4 separate regions of the Homo sapiens genome follow, and regions 2, 3 and 4 are each linked to region 1. The links are chromatin contacts, found by Hi-C or POLR2A ChIA-PET in ENCODE. All regions are on one chromosome and are shown on one strand. The core of a region is the stretch at or near the end of the contact, and the rest is flanking DNA. Distances in the headings are between cores, read along the strand shown. Region 1 holds the start of ERCC6 (ERCC excision repair 6, chromatin remodeling factor). Region 2 holds the start of WASHC2A (WASH complex subunit 2A). Region 3 overlaps SGMS1 (sphingomyelin synthase 1). Region 4 overlaps WDFY4 (WDFY family member 4).

Region 1 (3,280 bases), core at 476-2,975:
GAGAGTTAATTACACCAGGCAATGTACTAGGTTAACTAATTCCTGTCCCCAAAGAGCTTAGAGTCTCATGGGAAAAACAGACATTTAAAAACTATATATATATATATACACATACACACACACACACACACACACACACAAATATAATTGTGGTGACTGCTGTTAAGAGGAAAGTACAAGGCTTTCTGACAAAATGAGAGAAACCAAATTGAAATTGTGGAGGTAGATGTGGGGTCAAGGAGGCCTCTCTGATAAAGTGACATCTGATAAGTCAGTCAGGTCGAAAGTAAAGTGAACGTCTTGCAAGGAAACAACGTGTGAAATTTTTTTTTTTTTTGAGACGGAATTTCGCTCCGGTTGCCCAGGCTGGAGTGCAACCTCCGCCAGGCTCCGCCAGGCTCACTGCAACCTCCGCCTTCCGGGTTCAAGCGATTCTCCTGCCTTGGCCTCCCGATTAGCTGGGATTACAGGCATATGCCATCATGCCCGGCTAATTTTTCGTATTTAGTAAAGACAGGGTTTCACCACGTTGGTAAGGCTGGTCTCGAACTCCTGACCTCGGGTGATCCACCCACCTCGGCCTCCCAACAACGTGCGTAACTTTTAAGACTAGAAAGAGCTGATGCACTTGTGAAAATGCAAGAAGGCTGGAACACCGAATTTTTGACTTTATTTTTAACTTTGAGTTAAGAAGAGCAGAGAAGGGCTCCGTTCATGGCCTAAGTCTTGCAGAGTATCTTCTAAGGCTTAATCATCTGGGACACTAGTATCTTCACCGTCCTCCCCCATCACTGGGGCTCCCGCAGCCAGGGGCAAGCTGGGTCTCATTTGGAGGGTTGGTCGGACACAGGCACAGTTCTGAGAGGGGACAGGCAAGGGCCAAATCACACAAGGCCTGGGAAAACACGAGCATGGATTCCACTCCCAGTGCAATGGAATGACTCTGAAAACTGTTAAGTAGGCTGATGATGGCATGACCTACTTTATGCCAGAGACCACCTGGACAACTGTGCGGATAATGGATTGGAGGAGACAAAGCAACAAGAAGATGATGGGAAAAGTTGAGGAGAAAAGCGAGGGCTGCCTGTCACAGGATGACAGCAGTTAAGACGCTGCGTGGAAGTCACGTAACAGCAGCATTTACAGGCGGCCTGCCTCATCCGCCCACACTCTTATCAATTTGACTCTATCAACGCCCAAAACGTCGGACGTACATCTAGCCCGACTCTCTTTAAAATAACAGCTCCAGCATTTTAATCGAGATCAAAAAGGACCCAGCTGACCCTGCGCGCAGGGGGCCTTATACAAAGTCGGAGAAGTAGCTGGGTCGCTGGCCGGCCAGGGACTCAAGCCGCCTCAGGTGAGCGCTCCTTGGCGCTACTTCCGGTCTCAGGTGAGGCCGCCGGAAGCGGGCACTTGGCCCTAAGACCCGCTACAGTGCGTCCTCGCTGACAGGCTCAATCACCACGGCGAGGCCAAGGCGCGGGGCCGCGGCCCGCCCGAGAAGCCTGAGCTGGGCCCCGACACCCCCTGCCCGACATTCGGCCGGGACCCCCGAACACTCACCCAGGGCCGCGCGAGCGCCCACAAGGAAACAGAGACGCTACCGCCGCCAGCCGCCTTGGAACCCAGCTCGACGGGCCGTGGCGCCTGCGCCCTCAGCTCAACCATAGACACCGCCCCCAACAGCGACTCCGACTTCTGCTGGTGCGGGGAGGCCCGTGGCGCATGCGCCTGGCTCAGCGTTTGTTTTTAAGCACGGGCAAGACCACGTGGTTTGGAGGGACGGGCTCAGCAGCGCCTTTCTACTTGCGTGCGAGCAGGGCGAGAAAGCTGTCTCCGCTGCCGGTCAGCTGGGTGGCTTGCGAAGGACGCTTCGCCCCTAGCGAAAAATACCCTGCTGGCAAGGCAGTTATGAAAGTTAAGACATATTTCCACGTAGAGGGGGATGCGGGTGTGCCATGCGAATGTAAATCCTCACAATTAACCTTGAACCCTGCAGAGAAAGTCAGCTTGGGCAGGGAAGTTAGCCGCACTTTTTGGTCGCCAGGCTGTGACCTCTCTTGTTGTCTCCCACGACTGAACACGGGAAGGATGGAGAGCTGTCCTGCTTCTCTGTTCCCCCTCCGCCACGCGCGCACCTGGGCGGAGTGAGTGCCTACAGAGCCTGCTTACATGTGTACATTGCCTTAAGTCCAGCGTTTAGTATCCGTCCTCAGATCTCAGAGGTAGGCGGGGTTTCGAGGCAGGCGAGAATTTTACCGTGGTGCGTTTGAAGAAAGAAGATGTCCACACAGAGGTTCAGAACAATGGGAGGAAGTTGAGCTTCGCCTGGGGAAAGAAGCAGCCCACGATGCAGGATGGCTGTACCAGACAGAGCTTCTCAGCTCAGGATCGGTGCTAGGAGAAGGTGGACTTTCCAGGGCCGCGAGGCAGGACGTCCTCTGGGAGGGCAGTGACTGCGGGTCACTGCCTGGGAAGTGCTGTCCTCACTTGGAAGCCTGAAGTCGGACAATAGGGAAATGGGGTCGGAAAGGGGACTAGGAAATGCTCCATAACATCATCTTATTCCTCCTGTCAGCGGCCCCAACCCACAATGTAACTTGTTTTTGTTGGTGGTAGTGGGTTTTTTTGTTTGTTTTGTTTTTGTTTTTGTTTTTGAGACGGAGTTTTGCTCTTGTCGCCCAGGATGGAGTACAATGGCACGATGTGGGCTCACTGCAACCTCCTCCTCCCAGGTTCAAGCGATTCTCCTGCCTCAGCCTGCCGGGTAGCTGGGATTACAGGCGCCTGCCACCATGCCCAGCTAATTTTTGTGTTTTTAGTAGAGACGGGGTTTCGTCATGTTAGCCAAGCTGTCCGCGAACTCCTGACCTCAGGTGATCCACCCGCCTCGGCCTCCTAGAGTTCTGGGATTACAGGTGTGAGCCACCACGCCCGGCTTGTAACTTGCTTTTTTTTTTTTTTAAAGGAGAAAGAATTCTAGCGATTTCTTGGATAAAATATTAAGAATAGAAAGGCAGTTGATTGACATTAGTTTCAATGCTTGAAAGTAAAAGCAGATATATAGTGGATCCCAACTTTTGAGACTGAGGTTCCCTTTGCAGCTATTTTGGAGACCCTTCCTATATCAGAATTTGGACAGGAAAAAATGGTCCACTCAAAAGGGGAAGTTGAGAGTTATTATTTACAAAGACGTGGGCGGGGTTCAGGAAAACAACTCAGGGTGGCACAACTGGAGCTATTAAGGGCCGAATTGTGTCCCCTCCCCAAAATTCAT
Region 2 (3,479 bases), core at 977-3,476, 530 kb after region 1:
AATGTGGGGGAAATGGAAGAGGTTGGTAGATGGTGACTTAAAAATGAAGTCCCCTTAAGACTCTAAGACTGTTTTTGCAGACAGCAGTCTTAGTCTTCTTCCAGGCTGGAGTGGAGTGGTGCAATCTCGGCTGACTGCAACCTTGGTCTCAGGGGCTCAAGCAATCATTCCACCTCATTCTCCTGAGTAGCTCAAACTACAGATCTATGCCGCCATGTCCAGTTAATTTTTTTTTTTGTAGATATGGGGTTTCACCATGTTTCCCAGGCTGGTCTCGAACCGCCTTGGCCTCCCACAGTGCTGGGATTACAGGTGTGAGCCACCATGCCAGCCCAGCCTTAGTGTTAACACTGTTATAGGTTACTGTAACATATTGGCTCACAGTGTGTGTTCTCGGGTCTGCCTCTTTCCTGGTTACCTAATCATAAGTAAGTTACTTCTCCTTTCTGTACCTCAGTTTCCTCAACTATAATTTGGAAATAATATTCCCTCCCTCATAGTCATTGTGTGAATTAAATGAACAATGTATAAAATGGTAAATACTGAACACTTGATAAATGTTAGCTATTATTAAAGGAGAGACTGATATTTAAATGATTACAATACAATGTAATACCTTAGGATAAATACATAAAAAACAACTTTTTTCCTTCCTTATTTTACAGCTTTATTACTGATTTCCCTCTAAAAAGAGATCCAAATAAATGTGGAGCGACTCATTCTCATTATAGAGTAAGGAATCACAAAGTACCATAGTCACGTAACAAAAGCAAAAAAAAAAAAAAGCAATTGTTTTACCTTTCAACTGCTGATGTTATGTACAATCTATCACAAGAAGCATAGCTGTGCATTCATGAGCTGATTGTATTAACCTCTAGAATTTTAGAAACGAGCACATAGGAGGGCGTTTCAAGTATTCCTGATACTCCTTGTCATCTTCTGCGAATCTACTAGCAAACATCTCTTCAAAATTTGGAACAGCTTTGGCAGTGTCAGTCATTCCGAAATTCCCAAAGATTTGAGGCAGCTGTATTGTTTAATGTTTAGGTTGTTTAAATCCGCCAAGGGCTGTGTCTATCTAGCTCGGGCCGAACCCCGCCAGCGAGACACTAAGAGACCGCAGGAGAGGTGGCCTCTGGCCCACCACACCGTGGAACTCCAGACCACCCCAGCTCTCCAATGTAGTGGAGACCCTTCCGCTAGCCATCGAAAATAACTTAAGTCACTTAAGCTGTACTTGGGATAATCAGGTTATTTAATGAGGTGATAACTGAGGTGACTACAAAAGAAAAGTCTGGGATTGGGTGTGTGAGCAAGGTGCATGGGGACAGTGGTATGTTCTAGGTTGAAGGCTCACCCTAGGCCAAGCACCGTGGCACCTGTTTTACAATATCATAACTTTAATATCACATCCTTGCAAGATATGTAGCTTCGTTTTACTGAGGAAAGCTCAGAAAAGTTAAATAACTCGCCCTTGGGCACACATGACTGGAAAGAAATTGGGATTTTTATTTTAGTAAGTAAGTTGGTCAGGCACAAGGGCGACTCAGCAGAGGGAACTTCAAGGAAGTGTGAGACAACAGCTGGAGCCCTGAGCTGGGAGAGTGGAGGACGAATTATAAAGAGTTTTATGCCTGCCATAATGAGAAGCTTGTCCTTGAACTTGAGGGCAATGCTGAGAGTGCAAAGGACTTTAAGCAGGCCCTACACAGTGGCAGCCAAGCAGGTCATAAAGAGCAAGATGATGCCCAGGCAGATCAGGGATTCTCTATCTACAGAGCGTCCGCCTACCAGCTCCTTCACAGCAGCGGATTTTGCTGCAAGAGAAGAGGCAGCAGGCCAGGCCTTTTCCTTCGCCCACAGCGCCTACGTCGAAGGCTCCCAGGCTGGTTGCTCCACTGGCTGCTTGAGGTCCCCTCTTTCCAGACCCGCCGAACTGGCGGCCGGTGCTGTGGCCGATCCCGCGCCGCTGCCTCGGGCCTTGGGGGGCAGCGCCACCCGGCCAACCCGCCTCTGCAGCGTTCCTGGCGTCAGCCCCTATCCTCCAGCTTCCTCCGCCCCAACCTAGGGTAGAACCCCAAACTCCAGTCCCAGTCCACTTCCGCAGCTTCCTCCCCTCAGCATGGCAGGTCGGATCACGTGCGGGTTCTGTCACGTGACATCAGGTCACGTGAGGCCGGTCACGCCCCGGGCAGCTTGGCTGGGGCTAGGCTTCCGGGGCTCTGCAGTCCTCGGCGTGTGCTGGCAGCTTCGGAGCCCACCGAGCCGGGCGGCTAGGATGGTGAGGGCGCCGGGCAGGAGAGAGGCCGGCCTGGGCTGGGGCCGCCGTCCCTGCCGCCCTCAGGCTCAGCTTCTCTTCTCGTTTTTTTCGCTGCAGATGAACCGGACGACCCCCGACCAGGAGCTGGCGCCAGCGTCGGAGCCCGTGTGGGAGCGGCCGTGGTCGGTGGAGGAGATCCGCAGGAGCAGCCAGAGCTGGTCGCTGGCGGCCGACGCGGGCGTGAGAGGCGGGCCCCGGGGACGCGAGAGCGGCAGGGGTGACGCTTGGCTTGCGCGCAGGAGGGCCGGACCGCGACTGCCCCTGCACCTGGCCCGTCCCGTTGCCTGCCCTCTTAGGAACACACGCCCCGTTTAGCCCCCGAGAATGCCACCCTGGCAGTCCCCGGCCACCAGGGAGAGGGGCAGACACTGACCGTGGCCCAGACGCGACGTTCCCTTCATGGGGTTTCTGGCTCAGCTCCATCCGGAGGGGAGATCCGTTTCCGCCACACTGAGGGATTGCTCGGGCACTAGGGAGGCGATTCCTGTTGGGACCTGGACTAAATGGGGTGGGAAACAAGCCAGTATGTGGATATCCTTTAATGGGATTTTTCAAATCGGGGGCCCAAAAAGCTCAGAACTGTTGGAGTCCCAAATGAATAGGATTTTTGAATAAGAGTGGTGGTTGATTAGCTAACCCTTGGTCTGTGATCTCTGTAGATTGACAACCAAAGAGGACTTTTAAAAGGAGACAGGGTTTTGCCCTGTCGCCCAGGCTGGAGTGCAAGTGGCTTGATCTTGGCTCACTGAATCCTCTGGGGTTCAGGTGATCCTCTCACCTCAGCGTCCTGAGAAGCTGGGACTATAGGCGTCCACCACACCTGTCTGATTTGTTTATTTATTTAATTTTAGTAGAGATGGGGGTCTTGCTATGTTGCCCAGACTGGTCTGCAACTCCTGGACTCTAGCGATAACCCTGCCTCAGCCTCCCAAAGTATTGGATTACAAGCGTGAGCCACCATACCCAGTGCCAAAAAGGGATTTTAAATTTTTCCAGAAACGAGATAGGTGTCCATTAGCTCACTGCCACTCTTTTGATGAGCTTTCTTAGTGTTTTCCAATGTCACTTGGTTTTAGTACTTGTCAAACCAGCATTCCAGCCGGGCACAGTGGCTCACACCTGTAATCCTAGCACTTTGGGAGGCCGAGGTGGGCGAATC
Region 3 (3,391 bases), core at 705-3,204, 970 kb after region 1:
TTAAAAAAGACCTGATATGTCAAGTGAACAGTACTTCTACACCCTTCTCCTCTCCAGCCTCAGGTTAATTTAAAAAGTCACTCAAGTTTGAAAAGGACACAAAAACTATAACCAAAGGCAAACTCATGATTCTTTCAACAAGTACTTATTGAGGGCTTCTAATATGCCAGGCACTGTTCTAGGTGCTATAGATACAGCAGGGAATAAAACAAAGACCTCTGCCCTCAAGGAGTTCATATGCAGCCAACAGCTCATCAGGCAGTGAAAGGTGCTGCTGAGCCCAAGGGTGCAGGGATGGGAGGGGGTGATGTACCTGAAGTGGTCAGGGAAAGTCTCCCTAACAGGGCCATCTGAGCAGAGGCCCGAGGAATGGGGAGCAAAGCACACCATATCTGCGGGGGGAGAGCATCCTCTAAAGAGAAAGGAGGGTGCCCGGCTGACCCCACTCCCACCCAAACCACAATCCACCAACATTTTCTACCTGCAGACATGGCACCAGCCTTCTCCCAGTTGCTCAGGCCTGAAACTGAGCTGTGATCCTTCCTCTCCCTCCTGATTACTCTATCTTCCCATCCTTCTTCCTGGAGAATTGCCTTCCCCATCTCCCTTGTCCTGGAATACTCTCCTCTTACCCTTCAGACTTCTCACTAGAAGTCATTCCCCCAGAGTGAATTTTCTGATCTCCCCATTACATGTAGATCCTACATTACACACTTATTAAACTTACTACACTCTGTACTTCTCCCAGCACTAGTCACAACTATAATTAAATCATTATTTCTGTAATTTAATGTCTGCTCTGCCTCAATAAACTAATCTCCATGAAGGCAAAGACCATATTGATTGTACTCATTTTTGCATCTCTAGTGCCTGAAAAATAGCCGAGTTCAATAAATATTGGAGAAGGAATTAAGCCTTCCTTCTCATGCTTCCGTGTTCTTGCTCAAAGAAAATTTACAGTTGCATTTTTCCATGGCATCATCTATGCCACACAGATTTCCTTCCTAATAAAAAAAAAAGTTAGGAGCTATGAAAAATCCATACATAGATAATGAAGTCCCTAAGTGAGCCATTCAGACCACGTGTCTGCTCAGTTTCATTTCATATTACAGAATCCTACACTAAAAGGGAAGGCAGCAAAGCAGAGCTGCCCACTCACTCCTAAGATCACACAGGTCACTCCTCCAGGAGCAAATTAAAGGGATGTGCTGCTTGTCCACAATTATCAGAATTTTTTTAAATTAAAGATAATGGGAGCCACTTACTCTGTGACAGGAAGTAAAAAGGCAGTGCAGCAAGCACATACCTCCTAATTTAAATGTTAATAGTGGCCACCATTAGCTGCACCCTTCCCAGGTGCCAGGTACCCTGCTAGGTGCTTCACGCACATGACCTCACTTAACTGAACCCAGTCTTTGCAGCCACACCATGATCCAAATGAATAAGTGCTTCAACCCAGGAATAGGAAGCAATACTGTCGGGCCCCAAAACCCCTGCAAAGCATGTCCATTACAACCCATTGTTCTAGTACCAAATGCACCCAGAATGCTGGTACCGAATGGGAAACACACAGCTGCTCTAGTCCAAACTCCCCCAGGCTTATAGGCCCAGAGAGGGGAAGCAACTGGCACAAGATCACACAGCCCATTGGTAGCTAGGTCTGGCCAAAAGCTCTATCCCTGTCAGGCCATCCTTCTGACAGATCAAACCATTCCTCACAGAGGGTCCCTAAAACCCTGAGAATAAGTGTGTCAAGTCAAGCTTTCCTAAGGAACACTGCAATGTTATAAAAAGCCTAAAGTACCATTTAGAGTTGAGCAAAAGCAAAACAGAAGGACTTTATCTCTTCTTTCTTGCAGCTGCCACTGATCTGAGTTCACACAACAAGCCCCTTTGTCTCTGAGCTCCCATGCAGCTCTTCTGAGCGACAGAAGCCCAGGAACACCAAGGTCCTGGGCTCAGGCCAGCCCAAGCTGAGCGAAACAGGCTAAAATACAGGCGGCTTGGACATTCCTTTATCAAACACTCTGGAGGGGCAGAAAGCACAATTTTGCACACATGATCACACTCTGTACCTACAGTGGAGTGAAATCAGGCCTGAGCCATGGAATTCACCTGTGCACCCTGAACAGCACCCTGATTTTTATGATCCCTGTGGCAAATCCTATCACTTGCATCCAACTGAATTTACCATAGAATCCAACCACCTCTTTTTTTCCTCAAATTAGCCAACTACCAGCCAATAGCCTGGTATAATAACACCACTTACCAGAACCACTGGGCCTGCCAGGCTAGACTAAATCAGCAATTACACGCACTTAGTGACAAGAAGTTCTCATGGAGAAGTCCCCAGATGGCTTCATGCTATCCTCAGGGGCCTCAGGCCCCAATACCCTAATACCCTGGAATGGCAATGCCCAAGAGAACTTATGTTCCAACCAGGGGTTCCAAGCCAGTGGCTCCTCTGGTTACAGTAAGCCTCAGCTTAGTTGGAGACAGGAAGAGAACCATTTAATCCCCCACAACAGATCCCATGAGGGACAATTCATGGGATCTGCTAAAGATGTACCCACTCCCTACTACTGGCCCCAGCAACTCAGCCAGTCTTTGACCACCTCAAGCAATGTATGGGCTCCCCAAAGGTGCTGTGTGACAACAATGCTCTATTTAAAACTACAGTCGTTTATTCTGTGAGTTGTTTTTAAAGTAAAAATCAAATGATAATGTATATAAGAGCACCTCAAACATTTAAAGAGCTAAACAATCCAAGAGTATTCAAAGATTTACCATTTTGGCATGCTAACCACACTTGAGGGCTGAGACTCAGGGGCCATAAGTTTATGGGGTCTCCATGTCCTCATAGTAGGCCACATGGGCTGTAGTGGAAAACCAGCACAGTCAGACATTGACTGAATCCTAGAGCTGCATCCTAGGGCAAGTGACACAAGCTGCTTCAGCTCACGTTTCTCATCAGTTAACTGCGGTTAACATCTCTCTTGGTATGACAGTGAAATATCAAGTGACAAAAAGGAAGTCATGTCAGTCATTAGCCAAAAGCCAGCAATAGATTACTATGGCCCCCTTTCTGATGGGATTTCACTGTGACTAGTCTAGACCGCAGGGAGACCTCTTTAAGTAAAGGATCTCCAACAGCGGAGTTTGTTTGACTCACTGTGGCAGGTGGTTGGAAAGAACCTCTTTGGGGCAGACTTGTGGGTAACTGCCAATTCTCTATACCTTTTGGACCAGGCTCTGACCTAAGGAGAATATAAGAAGTTGTCGGTGAAGTTCTTAAGCCTCTGCCATAAAACCTTGGGCTTTCTGTCTTCCACACTAGACCAAATTCTGCTAACACATTAAGGCTGAATTCAAATGTCATCTCCTATGTAAT
Region 4 (3,083 bases), core at 417-2,916, 740 kb before region 1:
GCTTCTTTAACGAGCTAATCTTGATGGCAGAACACAAAAGGACAGAACAGAAAATGAAAAAGTACAGGCTAATCTTATTTGTAAATATAGGCATAAGAGCCCTAAATATGAGATTAGCCAGTTGAACCAGGCCAAGATGAATGTCCTGGTCCTGGATCTGAAGCTGGAAAAGAGGATTGTGGAGGAAGCCAGCATGGCCTGGAGAATGGGCTCCCTGTGCACAAGGGGAAAGAAGATGTACATAAATGGCCATAAAACCCCACTAAATAAGATAATGTGTCTTGACTGCAACCGCTGCTGCCCCTTCTGAAGTGCTGTGGCCATGCTCAGCCAGTCTGGCTCCAAGGTGTCCTGGCCACCAGCATGGCCCAGGAATTACTAATGCAGGAACCCATCATGCTCCATTGCCTGCTACTAGAATGGCCATGGACACCACCCTACCCCACCCCACCCTGAATAAAACTACCCTCTTCAGGAGATCTGGTGCTTTTAAAGCTGGATTTAAGAAAATAAACCACCAATAAGAACCAGATGCTAAAAAGCAAAGCAAAGTGAAACAAAATGAAATGAAACAAAATAAAATTTAAAAGATTGAGGGGAGAGAATTTCAAAAAGGGAAAAATGTTTCCCAAATGTCATGTTCTGCCTACACCAAGTAAAGTGAGGTAAGGGATGTGTGCACTGTACGTGCCCATTGGAGGTCACTGACAGACTTAGTGACAAGTAAGTTGTGGGGTCAGAAGCCACTCAGAAGTAAGGAGAAACGGCCGGGCTTGGTGGCTCATGGCTGTAATCCCAGCACGAAGAGGCCGAGGCGGGTGGATCGTGAGGTCAGGGGTTCGGTACCAGCCTGGCCAACATGGTGAAACCCTGTCTCTACTAAAAATACAAAAATTAGGTGGGCATAGTTGCGGGCGCCTGTAATCCCAGCTAGTCGGGAGGCTGAGGCAGGAGAATCACTTGAACCCATAAGGGGGAGGTTGCAGTGAGCCGAGATCATGCCATTGCATTCCAGCCTGGGCGACAAGAGCGAGACTTCGTCTCAAACAAACAAACAAAGAATTAAGGGGAAGTGTGGGGAGACTGAAAGTGGAGGCAGTCAGTGGACTTTGGAAAATAGCAGAGAGGAAGTTTCAGAACTTTTGGTTTTGGGTTTTTGTTTTTTGTTTTTTTTTGAGACAGAGTCTCACTCTGTTGCCAGACCGGAGTGCAGTGGCACAATCTCGGCTCACAGCAACCTCTGTCTCATGGGTTCAAGTGATTCTCCTGCCTCAGCCTCTCGAGTAGCTGGGACTATAGGCATGTGCCACCACGCCCAGCTAATTTTTGTATTTGTAGTAGAGACGGGGTTTCACCATGTTGGTCAGGATGGTCTTGATCTCTTGATCTCATGATCCGCCCACCTTGGCCTTCCAAAGCCCTGGGATTACAAGCGTGAGCCACCGCGCCCAGCCGGTTTCGTGTTTTAAGATGGAAGAGACTTAAGTCTGTTTGTAGGTTGAAGGAGAAGACGCAGTAAAAACCAGACAGTTAAAATAGTAGTGGGAGAAGAAACTGCTAATGAGACACATCCTCAGAGGGTTTGGAGACAAGAGAGTGGATCACAGGAGAAACGGTGGGATCCGTGATGACTGGTGTGAAGCAGACAGGAAGAGGAAGTTGTGAGGAAGGGAGAGACAGGAAGTCATTGAGAAGGGAATGGACAGGAAGCTGTGAGGGAGGGTGGGTACAGGAGATTGTTGAAGCAGGGAGGGACAAAAATTTGTGAGGGAAGGAGGGACAGGAGGTTGTGAGGGAAGGAGGGACAGGAAGCTGTTGAGGCAAGGTTGGACAGGAAGTTGTAAGACAGAGTTGGATAGGAAGTTGTAAGGCAGGGTTGGACAGAAAGTTGAGAATCAGGGAGGAACAGGAAGTTGTGGGCTTCTAAGTCTTAGGTTTTGGTTTCTTTCTTTCTTTCTTTCTTTCTTTCTTTCTTTCTTTCTTTCTTTCTTTCATTCTTTCTTTTTTTTTTTTTTTGTTTTGAGATGAGGTCTCACTCTGTTGCCCAGGCTGGAGGGCAGTGGTGCGATCTCAGCTCACTGCAACCTCTGACTCCCAGGTTCAAGTAATTCTCCTGCCTCAGCCTCCCAAGTAGCTGGGATTACAGGCACGTGCCACCACATAAGGCTCATTTTTTTATATTTAGTAGAGAAGGGATTTCACCATATTGGTCAGGCTGGTCTTGAACTCCTGACCTCAGATGGTCCACCCACCTCGGCCTCCCAAAGTTCTGGGATTATAGGCATGAGCCACCATACCCAGCCTCTGGTTTCTTAAAGAAGGAACTGACTAGTTCATTTCTAAGAGTACAGTCATCTCAGGGGTGGGGAGAGAGCAACACCTGACACATTATACAGTCCATACTCAAACAAATCTAATCCAGACATCTTAATATAGTCCTTAGTACAGGCTTATGTGACACAGAATAACAATCAAAAGATTCAGTTATTCATGTTTCCCAAAATTCTGACATTTGGCATTATGTAATTTCCTGATGAGCTAGGCAGCCTCAAATGGGTGTGGCAACTTATTATTGTTGCTGTGTTCTGGAAAGGAAATGTGAGAGGCTGGAACTTTTGTGGGAAGTGTAAAAGGTGCACCTTATTGTACTGGTGGGTTCACATCTGACTTTCTTAGTTCTCTCAGCCCTTAGCCCCAGGCCTGGCATATCATTTGTTGAATGACTGCCTTCATGAATCAATATCCTAAGTGTGCAGGGCTCTTGGAGCCCTACAGACATGTATGTTGGGGTGCCATGCTGGATACCCATGTTTTCACTAGAGCTGCCTTCATCAATACCAGCTGTCCCAAATGGCAGCTGGCCCACCTCTGTGTGTGCCTTTGGGCAGTGGCTGTGCTTAAAAAAGCAGGAAATCTGTCACTCTTTTCCTGGCGGAAGAACAATCCACTCATTTTATTTTATTTTGTATCCACTCATTCTTTTAAAAAATGTAATGCATCTTTACGAAAGATAGTGGCATGTATGATGCTAGGTTCCAGGGATTAAAGAGGGACAGTCTCTACCTTCACAGGCCTCCCGATAA

Evidence for each region. Hi-C counts contacts between places; a loop is a spot of excess contacts on that map. ChIA-PET counts read pairs that join two places held with the same protein, here RNA polymerase II (POLR2A). Pooled maps may share reads with other maps.
Region 2: a pooled map shows a loop between it and region 1 (13-fold over the local background). The contact joins the promoter of WASHC2A here to the promoter of ERCC6 in region 1. A Hi-C loop is called at or near these places in 1 of 37 single-sample maps with no recorded cell type and 9 of 50 pooled maps. POLR2A ChIA-PET finds 5 or more read pairs at or near these places in 2 of 52 experiments (CD4-positive, alpha-beta memory T cell and activated B cell).
Region 3: a map with no recorded cell type shows a loop between it and region 1 (6-fold over the local background). The contact joins the enhancer-like site here to the promoter of ERCC6 in region 1. A Hi-C loop is called at or near these places in 6 of 37 single-sample maps with no recorded cell type and 6 of 50 pooled maps.
Region 4: a loop to region 1 is called in a map of naive thymus-derived CD4-positive, alpha-beta T cell, with 5 times the contacts of the local background. The contact joins the enhancer-like site here to the promoter of ERCC6 in region 1. A Hi-C loop is called at or near these places in 1 of 168 maps with a recorded cell type or tissue (naive thymus-derived CD4-positive, alpha-beta T cell), 8 of 37 single-sample maps with no recorded cell type and 11 of 50 pooled maps. POLR2A ChIA-PET finds 5 or more read pairs at or near these places in 1 of 52 experiments (activated CD4-positive, alpha-beta T cell).

What each region holds. Positions count from the first base shown.
Region 1 is chr10:49,537,396-49,540,675 of GRCh38, forward strand. It overlaps ERCC6 (ERCC excision repair 6, chromatin remodeling factor), which reads right to left and starts at 1,726. Exons shown (of 21, transcript NM_000124.4): 1 at 1,567-1,726. RefSeq lists silencers at 235-423, 1,369-1,658 and enhancers at 2,079-2,138, 2,169-2,408.
Region 2 is chr10:50,065,728-50,069,206 of GRCh38, forward strand. WASHC2A (WASH complex subunit 2A) reads left to right here and starts at 2,227. Exons shown (of 31, transcript NM_001005751.3): 1 at 2,227-2,281; 2 at 2,378-2,500. The coding sequence starts at 2,279. It also overlaps the pseudogene FAM21EP. RefSeq lists a silencer at 1,901-2,050.
Region 3 is chr10:50,505,462-50,508,852 of GRCh38, forward strand. All of the region lies in intron 3 of SGMS1 (sphingomyelin synthase 1), which reads right to left. Among named protein-coding and RNA genes, the nearest start is that of SGMS1, 120 kb to the right of the region's middle. RefSeq lists an enhancer at 3,219-3,298. Within about 2 kb of position 1,955, at least 7 of the 41 ENCODE cell types and tissues checked have a DNase peak (open chromatin) inside an H3K27ac peak, as active enhancers do.
Region 4 is chr10:48,798,730-48,801,812 of GRCh38, forward strand. The region is part of intron 24 of WDFY4 (WDFY family member 4); the gene reads left to right. Among named protein-coding and RNA genes, the nearest start is that of WDFY4, 120 kb to the left of the region's middle. Within about 2 kb of position 1,667, at least 10 of the 41 ENCODE cell types and tissues checked have a DNase peak (open chromatin) inside an H3K27ac peak, as active enhancers do.